Regions from separate parts of the Homo sapiens genome. Here all the other regions are linked to region 4. The links are chromatin loops, found by intact Hi-C in ENCODE. Cell type or tissue: sigmoid colon. All regions are shown on one strand.

Region 1 (5,000 bases), 410 kb before region 4:
TTGCTGTGTGCTCTTAACTAGATCACTTTACCTCCCTAAGCCTCAGTTTCCTGAGCTATAAAAGAGGATTATAACAGTTATGAAGGTTAAACAAAGCAACATGTAGACCGGAAAGCACTCTACAGATGTTAGTAATTATTATGTGCATGGTATTTATTGAGTTCTACCCATATGGATTTAGTGCTTGGAAAAACCAGTCCGACTGCATCCTAATAGTAGTTTCTTTTATAATAAAAACGGTGGCACAGCTCCTGCAGATGGCATGGAACCTGGGCTTGAGTATTGCCACTGATTCTTTTTTTTTTTTTCCTAAATATCCTGATTGGTTATACAGTCATTTGGATTACCATGAGTCCATGCAAATTTACGACCTAAAAGAAGCTGGCAAATTGGGTTAATATTTAAATAATAACCAATCTGTTCATTTATTTTGATATATTTTATTTAGAATTTGGGGTGAGGAGAAGGTAACTGTATCTGCAATAACTGCTAATGGACTTTCTCAATCTAGATTTATGGCAGTGCCATTGGATCTATGGAAACTCTGAGAAGTGGCTTTAGTTTACTCCTGACAGTGTCTCTGGTTTTCAATTTTTGTTCTACCCTTTCATTATCTTCTGCTGATGTTAAAAGTGCCTTGATCTTCCTTTTCTCAGATTTCTCCAATAATTATTTTCATCCATCTGGTATAGGCTTGGAAACAGATGCTGTATGCTCACATATGCTCAAAAAAAAAAAAAAGAAAAGAAAAAGAAAAGTCAATAAATTGAGAGGGAGAAGAAAGGACATACTTCTGTTTACAGCAGGGACAGAAGGAACCAAACCAAAATAAGACAAGACAGATAAGTGCAAAGAAAACAGCAAAGGGAAAGATATGACTGTATTAGAAAAAATAAAAATCATCTCTAAGAGCTTCCAGACATCTGGCTCAGACTACAGGTTTAGAATGCCCATGGACATTTTAGAAACAGCCCAACTTTTATAAGATTCCATTTTCAGCAAGTAGGACATTGCTCAGTAAGTGCCCAGTGTGAGCTGGGCTCATCTATCCTGCTGCTATGAGATAAATTATCACCTATTGGTTCCTTGTGCATCAAAAAAATGCCATAATAACTATGTAAATCTTTGGGACAATTTGTACAGCCCAAGTTAAGGGAGATAGATGTGAACTTTTAAAGCACACTTCTATGTTTAACCTTAAATAAAATTAGAATGAAATTTCAAGTTTTCGAAATACAGGGCTTTCCAGGTATTTGGATTGAGGCAGAATTTAAAACAAACATCCCATTTATTTTTTACAAGTATTTAAAATCTGTATTTTCAGAAAAGATGAAAACATAACAAATAATATGAATTATGGGTCTCCAGTCTATAAACCTGAAGTTGTTTTCTATTTCATATTCCTTGCAAATTACTTTTTTTGGATCAGAGAAATCTGCTAAGAAAACATTATTAAGTTTAAGGAAGAAATTTGTATTAATTGCAAGGAATCTTGTATTCATATATGTTGTGGAGGAAGAAGACAAACAGGAGGGAGATCATTCTTAATAGGTTTAAACACATTGAGATATGTAATGGATATATTCAAATATGTACTGAGATGTCGGTGACTTGAGGAAACCACAGGAAATCCCATCAGAAGACCTAACATAGATTTTGATGGTAATATATTATTTTAATTACCTCTGTCTTGAGAAAAGCATTAGAAACCCAGAACAGGAAAACTATAAAGAACCATGCTTATTACTATAGTACTCTAGCTTGTTTTAGAATGCTTCCAGTATATTTAGAAATATTGCCTTTTGAACCTCAGATTTCTTGAAACAATTTTATTCAAACATATGTATACATCCTTGAAATCAGGGACCTTATCGCTTGAGCTATCTTGTGAATCATTTTTTGAACTTTCTCTTTACTTCCATTGAGTTATTTAAGGTTCAGTGCTTTTAAAATCCTTTTATTATGCTGCTACTGATCATTTTATCCCTGAATTCATTTACCTGTTCACCTAATATTGGCTTTACAGATGCTAAAACTGAAAATTCTTTTACCCCCTATAAACATTTGCTGCCTTAACTACTTAATATGCATTTTTACCAGATAGATCTGGTGCCATGTTTATGTGGCCAGTATTTCGGCCAAGAGGTGCAGATCCTATTGGAAATTCAAATCCTATTGGAAATTCAAATCCTATTGGAAATTCAAATTGTCACTGAGAATTTTCACTGTACTAAGTTTGTATCCATTACATATAACTTTTAAAAAGCCATACATTATGTTTACAAAGTATTCATTTGCCTTGACTTTAAAGAAAATGAAATGTATTAATAGGATATATTTTGTTTGCATGGTCCTAAAAAAGCAGAATGAACTTCAAATCTGTGAAGGACTGATGAAATTTGATTACAGAAAATAGAAGCCTATGATAAGTGAGAAGATGTGTCCACTCACCGCAAATTCTAAGACAGAAGGCCTTAGAGTTGAGGAGAAGATTGCTCCAAGCTTTTCCACAGCTCTCTTCCCAGAGTTCTAATTATTGAATCAGAATACGGTATTGTCCAGTCTTTCAGCATAGTGAGTACATGCCTTGCAGCTCAACTAATCTCTGTTGAGATCCCAGTTTTGCCACTTAAATTTCTTAAATCCTGTTCTTCAGTTTCCTTTTTGTGAAATGGGGAAAATATTACTTTCCAAAGCTTGTTCCAAGAATGGGAGATAATATTGGTTCATTGCTAGATATATAGTAGACAGTCAATAAATTGTAACGATTATTGCTGAATTGATATAATTTTGATCTTAGCTTGGACTGCAGATTTCAACCATGACACTAAGACTCCTGCTTCAAGGTCATTTTCTGGCATTGATATCAAACTTCCTAAAAACCTTGTCATTGATGTGTCTTCCAACTGAGTGCTGACTGGCTGATCTGTCTTGATTGCGTCCCAGCTCTATCTCTGTTCTTATGTGAACCATATCTAAAGTGGAATTTCGGGGTAAACCTGAGAGTAGCCTCTTCTACAGAGGTTTAGCCTTCTCCAGCCTATCGTTCTCTTGGTCCTTCTAACCAGGGGTCGACCATTCCTGTACCTAGTTCTCAGCCCTCTATTTCCCTCTAGTGACTGCTTTCAGCATTACCTCACCCAAGCGTTTAACCTTGTATTAAAGCGCTTGGTTTCATGGGTTAACAGACTGTAGGAACAGTTCGCTAAATTGAGAACCCAGAGTGCATTACATTACATGCCATATTTTAAATATTGATATGCGTATGAAAATATTTTAAAGCATTCATTGAAGACTCATAAAAAGCAAGGATATGGAAGACTAGTATCTCAATGTCAAAAAAGAGAGAAGTCTGGATTTTAGAAATAAAACTAATTAATAGGTTGACTGTGGTTCCCTGATTTTAAAAAATCAAGTTGGCTGGGAAGTTGGTTTTTATTCAGTAAGTTACTACAGGAATTGGTGATTATTAGAAGTGGTCTTAAATTGTTTGAAAATAATTCAAGCCCAAAATATATCACTTAAATTTCTTGCAGTGGTGCCAGCTACTTGAGAGGCTGAGATGAGAGGATTGCTTGAGGCCAGGAGTTTAAGGCTGCGGTACACTATGAATGCACCTGTGAATGGTCACTGCACTCCAGCTTGGGCAATATAGTGAGACCCTGTCTCTTAAAAAATGAAAAAGAAAAGTAAATTTCTTCCAGCATGCAAAATCCGGGGAGGTTATACATATGCTATGTCTCAGTTTCAACAAGCCTTGTAGAAAAGACAATCCTTTTAATCAGAAAAAAAATAAACTGAATGATAAGTAAAAAGTTGAACGTGACATTAAAAAGGGAATTGAGTAACAAATCAAAGTTAACCTAAGGGCAGTTATTCAATAACAATTTATAAGGCTTTGTTCTGAGTTAGTTCTGTCCCCTCAAACTCTTAAACGCATGATTCAGATGAAGACACATATTTACCAGAATTAACAGGAGGGATAGCTAACATATTGAAGGACAAAATTAAGTATCTTCTAGATCTTTAAAGAGCAGGAAGAATGAGAGAAGGCGTCAAGAAACAAAACATTCTCTCTGTAGATTCATAAAATAAACTCCTCTTCTACGAGAGAGGACAACTGGCTTAAGAACAGTGAATATAGAAAAAAGAAATAACTTGGGGTTTTAGCTGCCTGCAAGTTCACCGTGTGCCAACAGTATGACGTGCTGCCAAATAAGCTCGTGTGAGTCTTAATAAAGTGTCGACTTCAGATCAAGAAAGGGAGTAGTCCCATTGAACTTTACACTGTCCAGACCACATCTGAAGGATTATGTTCAATTCAAAGTGCCAGATTGTAAGAGGGACACTGACACACTGAAGTGTGTGCCAAGGAGATCTGGCAACCAGAGAGCATGAGGATTGGCTGAAATAACTGAAACAACTCAGAAACGTGGTAACTGTCTTCACATATTTGAAGAACATTAACATAGAAGAGATTCCAGATTTGTTAAGATTCCAGACAAGAAGAGCCTGGATTAATCCAAATGAGAACCTTATATTAGTAAACTCTTCAGAAATAAAATGAGCTGTCTGGTGAGATATTGAACTTCCCCATATTGGAAGCATTTTTGACAGCTGTACTACTAAGTAACAAGTATGGGCCTTTATAGCTGTACTGCCCTGGGTTTCTAATGCCTTCTCATAAATCTTTATCTTTTATGATTCTGGTTTCTATTTGTTTCTTCAAGCATTTTTAAAACTTCCATTTATTTCCCTTTATTCCCAATCCTTTCTCCCAATTCTTAGTCTTGGGCAGTGTTGGCAGTGTTTGGTGCCATAAACAGAACAACAGGACACCACGTCAGTATACCAGTGCTTCAACTGTATGCAAATTTCTTTAAGAATAGGGTGCTGCCTCATAACAAACTCCAGAGAAAATAATTCCCATTCTTATGCCTAGTCACGGTATAATCAGGAAAGCATACGCTCTTAATGTGCAAGACTTAATAGCTATAAAA
Region 2 (5,000 bases), 520 kb before region 4:
GGATATTTGCATCTATGTTCATCAGAGGATTGACCTATAGTTTTCTTTTTTGTTGTGTCTCTGCCATATTTTGGTATCAGGATGATACTGGTTTCACAGAATGAGGTTGGGAGAAGTTTCTCCCCCTTTATCCTAGTTTCAGTAGGATTGTTTCCAGTTCTTCCTTGTACATCTGGTAGAATTTGGCTATTAATCCATATGGTCCAGGGCTATTTTGCTTAGTAGGTTACTTATTACCAATTCAATTTCATTAATAGTTATTAGTCTGTTCAGAATTTAATTTTCTTCTTGGTTCTATCTTAGGAAGTGGTATGTTTCCAGGAATTTATCCATTTCCTCTAGAATTTCTAGTTTGTGTGCATAGACATGTTCATAGTAGTCTCTGAGGATCTTTTGTATTTCTGTGTGATTTGTTGTGATGTCACATTTGTCATTTCTGATTGTGCTTATTTGGATCTCTTGTCTTTTTTTCTTTGTTAATACAGCCAGCGGTCTATCAATCTTGTTTATCCGTTCAAAAGGCAACCAACTTTTTATTTTATTGAAACTTTGTATGATTCTATTGGTCTGAATTTCATTTAGTTCTGCTCAGACTTTAGTTATTTCTTTTCTTCTGCTAGGTTTGGGGTTAGTTTGCTCTTGTTTTCCTACTTTCTTCAGATATGAGGTTAGGTTGTTAATTTGAGATCTTTCTATCTTTTGATGTAGGCATTTTTAGCACTATAAGCTTTCCTCTTAACACTGCTTTTGCTGCATTCCAGGGGTTTTGGTATGTTGTGCCTCTATTTTCATTTGATTCAAAGAATTTTTACATTTCTGCCTTAATTTTGTTGTTTACCAAAAAGTCACTCAGAAACAACTTGTTTAGTTTCCATGTATTTGTGTGGCTGCAAGAGCTACTCTTGGTATTGATTTCTATTTTTATTCCCTGTGGTCTTACAAGATGGTTGTTATGATTTCAATATTTTAAAATTTATTAAGACTTGCTTTATGACTGAGCAGGTGGTAATCTTAAAGTATGTTCCATGTGCAGATAAGAATAATATGTATTCTGTGGTTGTTGGGTGGGATAGTCTGTAGATTTCTATTAGATCCAATTGGTCAAGTCTTGAATTTAAGCCCAGAATTTTTTGTTAGTTTTCTGCCTCAGTGATCTGTCTAATGCTGTCAGTGAGGTTTTGAAGTTCCCCACTATTATTGTGTAACTGTCTAAATCTTTTCTTACGTCTGGAAGTCATTGTTTTAGAAGTCTAGGCCCTCCAAATTTGAGTCTATATATATTTAGGATAATTAAGTCTTCTTGTTGAGTTGAACATTTTATCATTATGTAATGCCTTCTTGTTTTCTTTTCTCCTGTTGTTGGTTTAAAGTCTACTTTATCTAATATAAGAAAAGTGGCCACTCCTCCTTTCTGTTTTCCATTTGTGTGATAGATCTGTCTCTATCCCTTTGCTTTGAGCCTGGGGGTGTCATTACATGTAAAATGGGTCTCTTGAACACAAGAGAAGGATGGATCTTGTTTTTTTTTATCCAATTTGCCAATCTATGTCATTTAAGTGGAGCATTTAGGTAATTCATGTTCAAGGTTAATAGTGATATGTGAGCTTTTTTTCTTGTGGTATTTTTTACCAGTTGCTTTGTAGTTTTTATTGTGTAGTTGTTTTATAGAGTCTGTAGGCTATGTTCTTATGTGTACTTTTGTGGTAACATATATTGTTCTTTCATTTCCATGTTTAGAACTCCCTTAAAAACCTCTTACAGGGCCTCATGGTAATGAATTCCCTCAGTGATTGCTTGGCTAAGAAAGATTTTATTTTTCCTTCATTTATGAAGCTTAGTTTGGAGGAATAGAAAATTCCTGGTTGGAATTTCCTTTTTTAAGATTGCTAAAAATGGTACACTAATAAAGTTCTACTGAGAAATCTGCTGTTAATCTGATGGGTTTCTTTTTATAGGTAATATTACCTTTTTCTCTAGCTGCCTTTAAGATTTTTTCTTTCTCATTGACCTTTGATAGTCTGATGACTGTGCCTTGGGGATAGTAATTTTGTACAGTATCTCACAGGAGTTTTCTGGATTTCTTGTATCTACGTGTCAACCTCTAGCAAGATTGGGGAAAGTTTCATGAATTATATCCTCAAACATGTTTTCAATTTGCTTACTTTCCTCTTCGCTCTCAGGAATTCCAATAAGTTATAGATTTGGTCACTTTACATAATCCCATATTCCTTTAAAGCTTTGTTCATAATTTTAAATTCTTCATTCTTTGGTTTTGCCTGATTGGGTTGATTTGAAGGATCTGTCTTCAAAGTCTGAAATTCTTTCTTCTGTTTGGTTTAGTATGTTATTAAAGCTTCCAATTGTATTTTGAAATTTCTGTAGTGAAATTTTCAATTCTCTAAGTTCTGTTTGGTTCTTTCTTAATATAGCTATGTTGTCTTTCAATTTTTTGATCATTTTTCTGCCTTCTTTGTGTTGGATTTCAATTTTCTCTTAGATCTCATTGAGTTTCTTTGCCATCCACATCCTGAATTCTATACCAGTCATTTCAGACATTTCATTCCAGATAGGATGAATTACTTGAGAACTATCCTTTGGAGATGATGAAACAATCTGGCTTTTTGTGTTGCTGGAATTCTTGCACTGGTTTCTTCTCATCTGAGATAACTGATTTTTTTTTTTTTGATTTGCTATCGCTTGTAAGGAGCTTCTTGATTTTTAATTCTTTTTTCCCTTGAGGGTATTACTGTGGTGTGTGCTGTGTATAATTTATTGGCTTCATTTCTGGGTGCTTTCATGGTGTCAAGGCTCTGTACATGTTCCTTGGTTGCAGATAGGTTTGTGCTATGGTTTTCTCAGACATTGCCTGTGGTAGCAGCGTAACTTTGTATGGTGATGTAATTCAGGGTTCTTCCAGTAGATGGCATTTAGGAGTAAGAAATAGCATGTAGGGGCAGGAAAAGAGGCAATAGAGATGCATTAAAAAAAAAAAACCCTCCCTCAATCATGAGGTCAGGAGATCGAGACCATTTTGGCTAACACGGTGAAACCCCGTCTCTACTAAAAATACAAAAATTTAACCGGACGTGATGGTGGGCGCCTGTAGTCCCAGCTACTTGGGGAGGCTGAGGCAGGAGAATGGCGTGAACCTGGGAGGCGGAGCTTGGAGTGAGCCGAGATTGCCCCACTACACTCCAGCCTGGGCAACACAGCAAGATTCTGTCTCAACAAAAAAAAACAACAACAACCCTCCCCCAGTACACATTCACCTTCAGTGGGGTGGAGCTGCTGCAGAAGCCTGAGAAGAGGTCACTTTCAGCTCATGCTTCTCAGTCCTGATGGGAAGATCTGCTGCCAAGTCCACAGTGGTGCACTGAGTAGAGACGACCACCTCTCCGCATCCATTCCTAAGCTTTGATTATACCACCTTCAGCAGCTGGTGCCACAGATAATATTTTTATAAAATTCACAGAGAGACATCAGGCTTCCTGCTTTGGCCCTCATGGGTCTCTATATAGAAGAACTCTACCAGCAGGTATATTCAACCAAGTGGTCATTATTTGTATGATCTAGGACCACGTCAATCCAAGAGCAAACTCCAGATGGCTGAGCCAGAACTGAATTTGAATACACTATGCCCCCACTTTTGGCCAAGTTGTACCTGAAAGGTACATGACCAGGCCAATCTGGGGTTGCAGTTAGGGGAAAGAAAGATGCATCATACCCTGGAAAGGACAGGTTGAAATTCCAAATTTTCAAAATTCATTTATAGCACCCTCCTTTCCTTCTTCTTTATTATTACCCAGTATGTTTGTTTCCTAAGACTGCTATAACAAATGGTCATACACTTGGTGGCTTAAATCAGCAGAAATTTATTCTTTCCTTGATCTGATGGCCAGAAGTACAAAATAGACAGGGACATGCTCTCTCTGAAGTGTTAAGGAAGAATCTTTCCTTGACTCTTCCAGTTTCTGGTGGCTCCTGGAATTCCCTGACTTATGGCAACATAACTCCAATTTCTGCCTTCATCTTCACATGGGCTTCTGTGTGTCTCTCTATGTCCAAATCTCCCTGTGTTTTCTTTTATATATATATTTTTATTATACTTTAAGTTCTAGGGTACGTATTCACAACGTGCAGGCTTGTTGCATATGTATACATGTGCCATGTTGGTGTGCTGCACCAATTAATTCGTCATTTACATCAGGTATATCTCCTAACGCTATCCCTCCCACCACCCCCCACCCCACAACAGGCCCTGGTGGGTGATGTTCCCCTTCCTGTGTCCAAGTGTTCTCATTGTTCAATTCCCACCTATGAGTGAGAACATGTGGTGGTTGGTTTTTTGTCCTTGCGACAGTTTGCTGAGAATGATGGTTTCCAGCTTCATCCATGTCCCCACAAAGGACAGGAACACATCCTTTGTTATGGCTGCATAGTATTCCATGGTGTATATGTGCCACATTTTCTTAATCCAGTCTATCATTGTTGGACATTTGGCTTGGTTCCAAGTCTTTCCTATTGTGAATAGTGCCACAATAAACATATGTGTGCATGTATCTTTATAGCAGCATGATTTATATTCCTTTAGGTATATACCCAGTAATGGGATGGCTGGGTCAAATGGTATTTCTATTTCTAGATCCCTGAGGAATCGCCATACTGACTTCCACAATGGTTGAACTAGTTTACAGTCCCACCAACAGTGTAAAAGTGTTCCTATTTCTCCACATCCTCTCCAGCACCTGTTGTTTCCTGACTTTTTAAGGATTGCCATTCTAACTGGTGTGAGATGGTATCTCATTGTGGTTTTGATTTGCATTTCTCTGATGGCCAGTGATGATGAGCATTTTTTCATGTGTCTGTTGGCTACATAAATGTCTTCTTTTGAGAAGTGTCTGTTCATATCCTTCTCCCACTTTTTGATGGGGTTTTTTGTTTTTTTTTTTTGTGAATTTGTTTGAGTTCTTTGTAGATTCTGGATATTAGCCCTTTGTCAG
Region 3 (5,000 bases), 830 kb before region 4:
CTGTACCATGGCTGCACAGCTCTTCAGTGTTTGGGTTCATGACCTTTTTCAACATGCAGCTTCAGGGAAGACACACACAATGTCAACCAGGCAGACCAAATACCATCTCAATCCAGACAATAACAGGGTGACAGATTTCAGAGTTAGAGTCCCCTCATATTCAAATGAAGTAGTTATATTTAAGGATATTATAATATATTAAAGGATTCATGTTTATGAACCAAAACATAAAAACATGTATGCTATATATAAAAGTATACTTAAAGGAAAAATGAAGTACCATGTTTTAAGTTGGAGTTAGCTTAGATTATCTGAGATAACAATTGGCTTAGAGACATCTTCAGAGAGTGGTAGAAAAATTGCTTTCCTTCTCCCTACCTCCCCCCATCTTGCAGAAACAATGAGAAAAAATAGGGTAAAGAATTCTTAAGAAATTGAGGGGATCATACCAAAAAAATAACGTATTTCTTAAAGGAATCTAATATATCAACATTTTCAGAGTGAAATCACAGAATTTGAAAAAAGATGTCACTTTTTTAGTGCATACCATATGCTAGGTACCTTCTTATACATTAATTTCCTTGAAGCTACATATCCATTCCATAGAATATATATAGAAAAGAGTTTAGTCTAGCTAGTTTCGCAGAAATAATAAAGGAAATTAAATATCTCCTAGAATCTCTAGGAGAGCTGAAGAATGAGACTTGGATGCTGCACTGACAGAAATAGTACAGGAAGAAAAAACTCCAAACTAAGCTTTACTCATAAAAATTATTCTGAGAAGTTAAAAAGAATAAAAGAAAGCATTATAAATGGTATTATAAGAAATTGCAAGTACATCAGAAAACATATTCAATATCTGCTTTCAACTTTTAAATGTGATCTTCAACCAAGTTCAGGGTCATTGTAGGTAGTCAGAAGAAATATGTGTCCTTCACACGTACTGACATTAATTTTAGTTCTAATGATATTTAAACAAATTCAAAAAATTACAAGACAACCAGAAAAGTGATCAATTAAGTTATCAATTAACAGAGTAGAATAGGCTAAATTATTCACTCACAATTACATGTTTTCTCCTTACCTTTGCCATGCTTTCTCATAAGCAGGAAATAAACCCTCTGCCCCACTGATGCTGGTGTTGGGCTTAGCCATGTCATTTGATTTGTCCAATGGAGTGTGAGTGGAGTAACGTACACCCGTTCAAACAGAAGCTTTAATTGACTTGTCTGGGTTGACTCTGTCCCATCTGAACAGTTGTTCTCTGCCAGGAGAATATCATGTCTCAGATGATGACTCCCTCAGAAAAATTCCAGGAGTGAGAGAACTCATGGAGCTGGGTTAAATCCAGTGGGGTGTGTAGCCCCCACTGGATTTAACCCAATACACACAATAAAAAGTGTGTATTGACAGAACCACGGAAATTTTGGGTTTGTTTGTTGTCATGGCAAAAGCCAGTTAATATACAGGGAAACACAATAGTTTAAAGTATGGTCAAATTTAGAAGTTTCTGGATTAGGAATCAGTGGCAATGGAAAATTCCTAAGATTAAATGCTCCTTTTTGAATTAATTTTGCTTTCAGATACCATAACTGTAAATTTATTTCTCCTGACCAAAAAATACCTTATTGCAAAAGAAGAGGGGTCTATTGTACAGGGACCTTGTTGTAGTAAAACAGAGTGTGTGTGTGGGTATATATATATATCTCCAGGTATCCATGTATCTATCTATCTATCGATCTATCTATCTATCTATCTATCTATCTATCTATCTATCTATCCATCTATCTTTCTAGAGAGATAGATAAATCTATATCTATATATCACTTTTTATATAATATATGAACATCTTCAGATAATTTCCTGGGTTCCATGTTATAATAGTTCTTGTTAATCATAATCAGTTTTTGATATAAGAAAAATTGAATATAGAATTCAGAAGTGATTAAAATTAGTACAAACTACTTCAAAACAATGCTAAAATTTCTGTGAACTGAAGTCTAAGATTGCTCGGCATGTTTGAATAAGGCAAAGTTGTTTTTTGTTTATTTGTTTGTTGTTGTTCTCAGATAAGAGGGGGATAGTTACTTTATATCCAAATCCTTACAAAATCTTACTTATTGCTGATCCTCTCTCAGTTTATTTAATTTTGACTAACCAAACCAAATTGTTGTTGTTCAGTGAAGACACATTAGCCTAAAAATCTGTCAATACTAGTATCAAGTGAGTGATTGACTGAGATCGACTGAATTGATGAGAAAGAAAAAAAACCCTAAAACTATAATACAGATTTATTTATTCCTATCATGAACATGACTTCACAATTGCAAGTGCTGGGTTATAAACAAGTTTAAAATTTATTTAAAAAGCAATGCAGCAAATGGTCGTGTTGAGGAGATAGTGGATGTATATTCATAGGAAAATATAAAAACAAATGGGCTAATGTTTTGTGAATGTATACACTCAGGATAAATTTTCCAGTGAAAACATTGTATACAGACCCAGAAAGTGCTTTATCTCAAAAAAGTGTGGACCAGTAAGAAAATAATGTGCTCTGGACAAAGCCATTAGATTCAACAGGCAGCTCTGTTAATGATGAAGACTACTTTAGGAAATACATATCAAAAGCTTAAATAAAATAGTTCAAGGAATGTGAAAAAGTATATTTTTATAGTAGTAAAGTAATTACATAATAATTTGTGATTATAAATATGTTAATTTATTTGATGAAGTAAATATTAAAAGTTGATATTGTTGAAGTTAATTAAGATGGAGACCATGCCTGAAAAAAATCCCTGAGCTGACAAACCCAATTAGAGCTCATAAGTTACCTCAACCTTGCTCGATTTGCAAACATAAGTGAAACAACCTGAGGTGTTTCTTGTAAATGCCTGTATTAACGAAAAACAGAACTCAATCTCAATCAATCAGAAGCAGCCAATTAACATATTATAATTAGCAACTTTCTAAGAAAAGAAACCAAATAAAGCAACTGTACAACTGTAATCAGTCAAATGTCTTATTTTCTTTTACCTCAATGATAGGATTGTAAAAGCTTCCCTGTTGCATTTCACTTGGTGGAGCTCTCAGATCACTTCTGGTTTGGAGCCGCCCGGTTAATGAATCATTGTTAGCTGCAATAAATTTTTTAAAATAGTATTGTGTTTCAGTTTACCTTTTAAATAGTATTTACAATTATATATACAAAATTAGATGTTAATATGGTAAAGTTAGTGAAAAAAACTTCTTTCTGGATCTTTTCCTTGGGAAAATAAAAGATGACTTTATGTTTTAGGTTAACTCAGCAGGAATGCATGGTACCTAACTTCATTCTGAACCATATTCCTTTAACATTTACCACCTTCTATTAATTAATCCCTCACCTATTTTCCACCAAAGATTAGTTCACTCACTTAAAAATTAACAAGTCTAGAACGTAATTTACAAGAAGAGATGTCTCCTAACTTCAGAAGCCTAAAGGTTTGATAAAAGGAGTTCTTCTTTAATGATTTTAACATGCATGATGATTTTCCTTTTGATTAATAAAGAAAAAGCTAGAATTTAAGAGCCAAAGGGTAAGCTATCACATCAGGCTCTGGCCAATCCTATGCTAATTAGGAAATTGCAGAGCCAATTAAGCAAGCGATGATTAGACTGTTGTCACTGGTCAAAGAAAGCAGCTAAATTGGTTTCTTTTGACTACCACATTTTAAACTGAACCTCCATTAAAACCACAAAGAGACATTTCTTTGAAAATGATTTTAAAAAAAGGATTTAAAAAACTAGATAATCTCTTTAGGGGATACTTTCTCCCAAAAAAGTGTTAAAGTTCTGAATGTGTAGGTTGCCTTTCACTAATAAGTGAAGACATACAAATAGAAAATACTTTCCCATTGACCAATGAGTAGATTAATAAGAACCCATGTGGGTTATTTCTTCTGGAATAATGCCTAATAAGGCTGTCAAAGTTACACTGGTGTCTTAATCCATTTTATGTTGCTATATAACAGAACACTTGAAGCTGGGTAATTTATAAAGAATAGAGGCCATGTGTGGTGGCTCACGCCAGTAATCCCAGCACTTTGGGAGGCCGAGGCGGGTGGATCACGAGGTCAGGAGTTCAAGACCAGCCTGGCTGAGATGGTGAAACCTTGTCTTTACTAAAAATACAAAAAATTAGCCGGACATGGTGTTGGATGCCTGTAATCCCAGCTACTCGGGAGGCTGAGGCAGATAATTGCCTGAACTCAGGAGGCGGAAGTTGCAGTGAGCCGAGATTGCGCCACTGCACTCCAGCCTGGGCGACAGAGCGAGACTCCATCTCAAAAAAAAAAAAAATGAAATTTATCGCTTATAGTTCTAAAGGCTGGAAAGTCCAAGGTCAAGGGGCCTTCATCTGGCTAGGGCCTTCATCATCTCGTGACGTGGCATCATCTCATGGTAGAATGCAGAAGAGCAAGAAGGCGTGTGTGTGTGTATGTGTATGTGTGTGTGTGTGAGAGAGAGAGAGAGAGGAATGGTGCTGAACTCATTTTTTAAAAAATCAGGAACCCACTCCCAACATAACAAACTCATTCCCTTAATAATTGCGTTAATCTATTCATGAAGGCAGAGTTCTCATTACTTAATCACCTCTTAAAGGTCCCACGTCTCACTCAACATTGTTGCATTGGGGATTAAGTTTCCAACACATGAACTTTGTAGGACACATTCAAACCTTAGACCCACGACCTCTCCAGTAAAACGTAATCAGGCATAAAATAATCAAGATTCCCTTGGGACCTACCTGCAAAAATTTAACTCTCAACACTTCAGATAAGTTTAGTCCAGTATTTTATTTTAAAGAATGAATTTTTTGAAGCACTCTTTTAGGATATAATTTTAATCCAAAAACTTTTCTAAAAGTTGAGTATGTTTGTAAGTTTGTTTGGCTCCCACTCTCATCTCTGATATTTTCTCTTGAGCAGCTAATTAAAATCCCAGAAAAGTCATCCCCCAGC
Region 4 (5,000 bases):
TCTGCATTATTATATGTCAGATGACAGTTCACAGGACCTTATAGGTGCCAAACAAGGATTTCTCCTCTCTAATTAGCAGTCCCATTTGATATCAGTGAACCCTTAATAAGAATAGCATAAAATGTGCATTTTGATATAGTATGAAGCAAAAGTTTTTCTTCACTGAAGTGTATGGAAGTGGGTTTAATAATTACCAATGCTCCAGGGGATTGTAAATTTGTATTTATTTATTCTTTGAAAGCTCCCTAGCTCTTCCCCAAAGTATTCTTACACTAAAGAGGGGTTTATTTTATTCATGAGTTTACTTTAAATTCTCCCTTTATTGTTGGAGACTTGCATTTGTTTTCCTGTTATATACTTTACAAAAAGCAACGCTTCTAAGGCGAAATGGTAAATGTGTCCCTCCATTTTTTTTGACCCTTGTTTCACCTGCCACTTCATCTGTGTTTACCCTCTTGTTTCAACACCTGTTTAATTGTGACCTCAGATTTTAAACAGTTTAGATGTGTATAAGAAATACCTGGAAATTTTATATCTCTGAAGAATTTTCCCAGAACATTATGGGAATTCTTTATAAATTTTTCTTTCTAAATATGGAGATTTTACCTTCTTATACATATTATTTAATTTGTACACTTACAATGAAAACAACACAACTCAAATTGTTTTGTCTGAACATGTCACAAAGTCTATGTTGGATGTCATTTTTGTTAGAACCAAAATTAGCTTTATTCAGCTTTATTTGATTCCAACGTAAAGCTAAAAAAAGTGAAGAAATATAATTTTTGTTTGTTTGTTTGTTTCATTGGGACTTTCATTTTATTTCATATTCAATGTGATTATGTGCCTTTAAAATGTTCTCCCTTCCATTCTGCCCTTGTATCTTTGCAGTCATTGTATACAGCAGATTCTAGAAAGTGTTAATCATTGTCACCTAAATGGCATAGTTCACAGGGACCTGAAGGTCAGTATATGGAGTCCATAAATCTGAATCAAAGCAGTTTTATTTTTTTTTCTGGGGAAAGGGCAGAGGGTGGGTATTTAAAATGGTTCCCTTGCCTTTCCCAACTTGTTTCTAAAATGAGTAAATGATGAAATGATAATGCATGATGCCTCTTCCAGTTTGCTCATCTACAGGCTAAATATACATCATAGCAAAAAGGGAAGAATACTAAAGAATACAACCTGCTAAGTTTCCAAGCAGTAAACTACCTACCAAAAGGGATTGAGGAGCAGGCTTTCTTGAATTGCCCAGCATTTGCCTGGAGATAAACTTGGCCTGTGATGTATGTCCGCCTGTAGATTTTAAACACCACTTCTGTTCTGAGACCATGGGTTGCTGTAGCAGAACAACTGGTTACGCATTGCTCCATTTGAGTCTGATGAACCCTTAGGCAAGAGATATTAATTGCCAGCTAAATTAAAGCACAAGAAGTTAATGATTTATCAAAAATTCATTAGGTATCTTAATTTAACCTTAGTGGTGCCCTGACTGTTAATGTGACAGCTTTTAGAACAATACTGGAAAAATGGGAGAGAAAAGGGAAACAATTTATGTGACGGGGTGGAGGCGGAACACCACAGCTATAAAGATTATATTTGTGTTCCACTTTATTTCCTGGAAGAATTTATAACCAGGAAATGATCTCTTGAATGACATAAAGTGTTTTCAAAATGGATTTTTCTAGAACAAATGGACCCACATTCTGGCTCACATCTGGTAAGATCTGATTGTTCTGAGGTAGTAGTCACTCTACTTGAGCAATATGTTTACATGACTGAAGGTGGTACAATACAACCCCAGTTGTCTGCTAGCTCTGCACTTTAACCCAGTCTCTCTGAGGGTATACAGACAGTGAGTGTAAGCTTGGAACTAACACACGCCCCCTGGTGTTTGCATGCAGTCATTGCATTCAGCAGATCCTGGAGGCTGTGCTACACTGCCATCAGATGGGCGTGGTCCATCGGGACCTGAAGGTGAGTAATGCGGTTGAAGAAGATAAACCACCACACAGTTCCTAATGACTGTTCAGCTGCAATTATGCCTGTAAAGGCAAAAATATGAGCAATAAAGTTGTGTGGACTTATTCCAGCACGTTACTCAGGAACTTTCCCTCACCACAGTCTCTCTTATTTCATCTCTAACACACACTTGAGACATATAAATCTTGATTTATCCAGATAGAAATAACTTCCCAACATTAACAATAAATAGGATGCTATATTTCTTTCCTTGTAAGGATGGATATAGCATTAATGTGACTTTCAGTAGGGTTTGATGATCTTCACTCTAAATTTGTTCTGTGTACATTGATCAAACATTTTATATTCATGTGATATATACCCAATATTATGTAAATACTTAGTAAAATTATAAAGTGTGTAGAGATAAAGTTATTAGGTGAAGTTTTAGCCTAAACGATTATGTGCTAAAGAACCTCATTTTGAATTCTGACATTCTCTTTCCCTTAACATTAGTCCTAGGAATTCTGAGGACACTGAGGCCTCTTAGTTTTTTATTTATTTATATTCCTAAAGACCAAGATAATAGTGTCTTCTAAAACTACAGATGTAAAGAAAGCAAAACAAATTTAATCATCAAATAATATTTATGTAGCAAATATATATGGATATCCCTATATACATATTCTCATTTGAATGCCTACTGATACCCTTAAGACTTCACTCAGCTTCTGATACCCTTGAGGACAGAGAATTTTTAGATCATTTAGAAATGAAATAGCTCACAAGGGGAGTACTTTTTCATTAATTTTCCGTCTCCATTTCCCAGCACTCTAGTTTTACCTGTGGAATTTCAGAAAAATAGTGAAGCCTAGAAATCGAAAAGAAAAACTACTGGATGAGTAAAATAGTAAATGTGAGCACTGTATATAGTTTTGATTCTTTCAAACTCAGCATTTTCTAGGCATTAGGACAAAGGTGACAAAGGATAATTTAGAATGTCTAAAACTATGTGTGTTTAGTGAGAGGACCTAGACTTATTTCTCACGTGCAGACTTTTCTGGTTATAAAAAAAATTATAAATCCATATTTCCAGTCACTTAATGTTCTAGAAGACTATATCTCTAAACCAATTACATGAAGATGTGATTTATAAGCAAAACATTGCCTTAGTTTTCTGCAATCTTTTGATTTCATTTAATTCTGAGAGTTTTAAATATCAAAAGCAAAGGTATGGTTAAGGGCATTTTCTTCTGAAGAGCCAAGATCGGACTGTATATCTGCTAACACTTACCAAATGTACCCATTAGTATAAAGCAAAAGCAGTGTGTTTCTTTGAAAATTCATGTATTTTACAGTCACCTCAAAAATTCTTTACTGGCCATTTACAGACAGAGCCCCTTTTGTTACCTCTCAGAACCCACAGCACTACTTTCCTTTTAAGTGAACATATATGAACATGCACATCATTTGTGCAATTTTTTTTCAGACACTTCTATAAATTTATTATTTGAAACATTTTACTCCATGTTATATAACCATAAGTGGACTTTAAAAGCCAAGTATTAAAAAATGTGAATCCTCTTCCATAACTTTAAAGATATTTTTTGTGGAATCGTAATACAGGACTTCTCTAAACATCTGGAATCAGGTGAGCACTTCAAAGACTGGAACTTTAATAGGACATGGGCTGTGAAGAAAAATATATTCTCTGACGTATGAGCTAACGTCACTAATTAAAAACTTAAGCAGATGATTTTTAGGGAGGCTTACTAGCAAAAGAAATAACTTGCTGCATTCCCCACCAGATTTCTTTAAGGCAGGGAAAGTACTTTTGCTCTCCATTCTTATTCTGATTCTGGGAAAGGACAGAAATGAGCTTTTGAGAGAGCTTGTTATAATTTTTTTAGTTGTTGTCTTAGTTTGTGTCAAATTGCTGACTTGGATGGATTTCAGTTGAGTCTGGTTCTCAGTGCTTGCTTCAGTAGGCCATTTCATAAACACACTGAGAGAGTTCAAAACACGTGCATTAGAGGCAGTTGATGAACCTCTTGAACGTGCCAAATCCCTGCCTTTGTTTTGTGCCTTTTATACCCATGATGTATACTCTGATAAATATATTGCTTGTGATAGCATGTTTACCAATATAGTAAAGTTAAAAAGATCAAGTGCTGAAATTTTTTATTACCAGGCCTTAAACAAAAACTTGCCTTTACTATTCCTATGCTATTTATTTTTGTGTCCATATACTAATTAATATGTTAATTGATGTGCGATAGAAATGTTTGATGCACATAGTTTAATTTGTCCACATCAGTGAGAAAAAGAAACACAGGAAATGTCATGTTTATCATGATCAACAGCACCTATAAGGATATAAGTGCTGTACAATTTGTATATAAGCCCTCTGGAACCATAGCTGTTTAACGTAATGCGATACTCCACAGTACCTAACGTAGGGGCTTATACCTGGCCAATACCTGCAGCATATTCCTTCAATTTAGAAATGAATGAAGGTCAACCAAAAGTACATCTATAATATAAAAGGCAGCATTCAGTAAAATAGCTTATTAAGTGTTCATTAATATTTGAATAACATAAAGAAGATAAGTATATCTTCAGAATAAAGATCACTATTTAGTTGAATAACTGCTGCTCACTGGGGCTCATTAGACAGTGGGAAATTATGAGGACCTATAATCAAGACTGAGGTACAACAGGCAATTTCAGGATGTCCCTGAAACAAGCAATAGGAGAAGAGTCAGGGTGGTGGGATATCAGCATCAAGAAGGTACATCCATCGGCACCAGGCAGAACCTAGTGGATACATGGACCACAGCCTTTTGTCTGAGGTGTGTCCAGTGGCAGGCCAATTAATGTAGATCTAGATAATATTAGGAGGATCTAGTGGTGGTGATAAACAGTACAGTACAGTTCAGGGATAGGACTGCAGTCTTTGGGAGCGTTTGGATCAAGTCAGGGTCTTAATAAGCAAAATGGTAAAAGATGCCATTTATCAAGCAGTTACCATGTACCCT

Evidence for each region. Peaks named below come from ENCODE experiments on the same cell type or tissue, not always from the same donor. Only the 100,000 strongest peaks of a DNase experiment are listed, where the experiment ranks them.
Region 1: it touches region 4 in a loop (2.1-fold over the local background); 2 of 110 quality-filtered maps call a loop at or near these places.
Region 2: a loop joins it to region 4, with 9 times the contacts of the local background. A loop is called at or near these places in 14 of 110 quality-filtered maps.
Region 3: it touches region 4 in a loop (4-fold over the local background); 13 of 110 quality-filtered maps call a loop at or near these places.

What each region holds. Positions count from the first base shown.
Region 1 is chr4:113,950,746-113,955,745 of GRCh38, reverse strand. All of the region lies in intron 1 of ARSJ (arylsulfatase family member J), which reads left to right. Among named protein-coding and RNA genes, the nearest start is that of ARSJ, 26 kb to the left of the region's middle. In sigmoid colon, a CTCF peak has its summit at 3,117 (motif pointing left); no DNase peak of the experiment used is centred here.
Region 2 is chr4:114,069,121-114,074,120 of GRCh38, reverse strand. No RefSeq gene overlaps it. Among named protein-coding and RNA genes, the nearest start is that of ARSJ, 92 kb to the right of the region's middle. In sigmoid colon, a CTCF peak has its summit at 2,948 (motif pointing right); no DNase peak of the experiment used is centred here.
Region 3 is chr4:114,376,581-114,381,580 of GRCh38, reverse strand. No RefSeq gene overlaps it. Among named protein-coding and RNA genes, the nearest start is that of UGT8, 220 kb to the left of the region's middle. In sigmoid colon, a CTCF peak has its summit at 3,101; no DNase peak of the experiment used is centred here.
Region 4 is chr4:113,544,621-113,549,620 of GRCh38, reverse strand. It overlaps CAMK2D (calcium/calmodulin dependent protein kinase II delta), which reads left to right. Exons shown (of 21, transcript NM_001321571.2): 6 at 1,905-1,977. Among named protein-coding and RNA genes, the nearest start is that of CAMK2D, 210 kb to the left of the region's middle. RefSeq lists silencers at 1,709-1,798, 1,809-1,978. In sigmoid colon, a CTCF peak has its summit at 1,921 (motif pointing left); a DNase peak (open chromatin) is centred at 1,920; H3K27ac peaks cover 997 bases.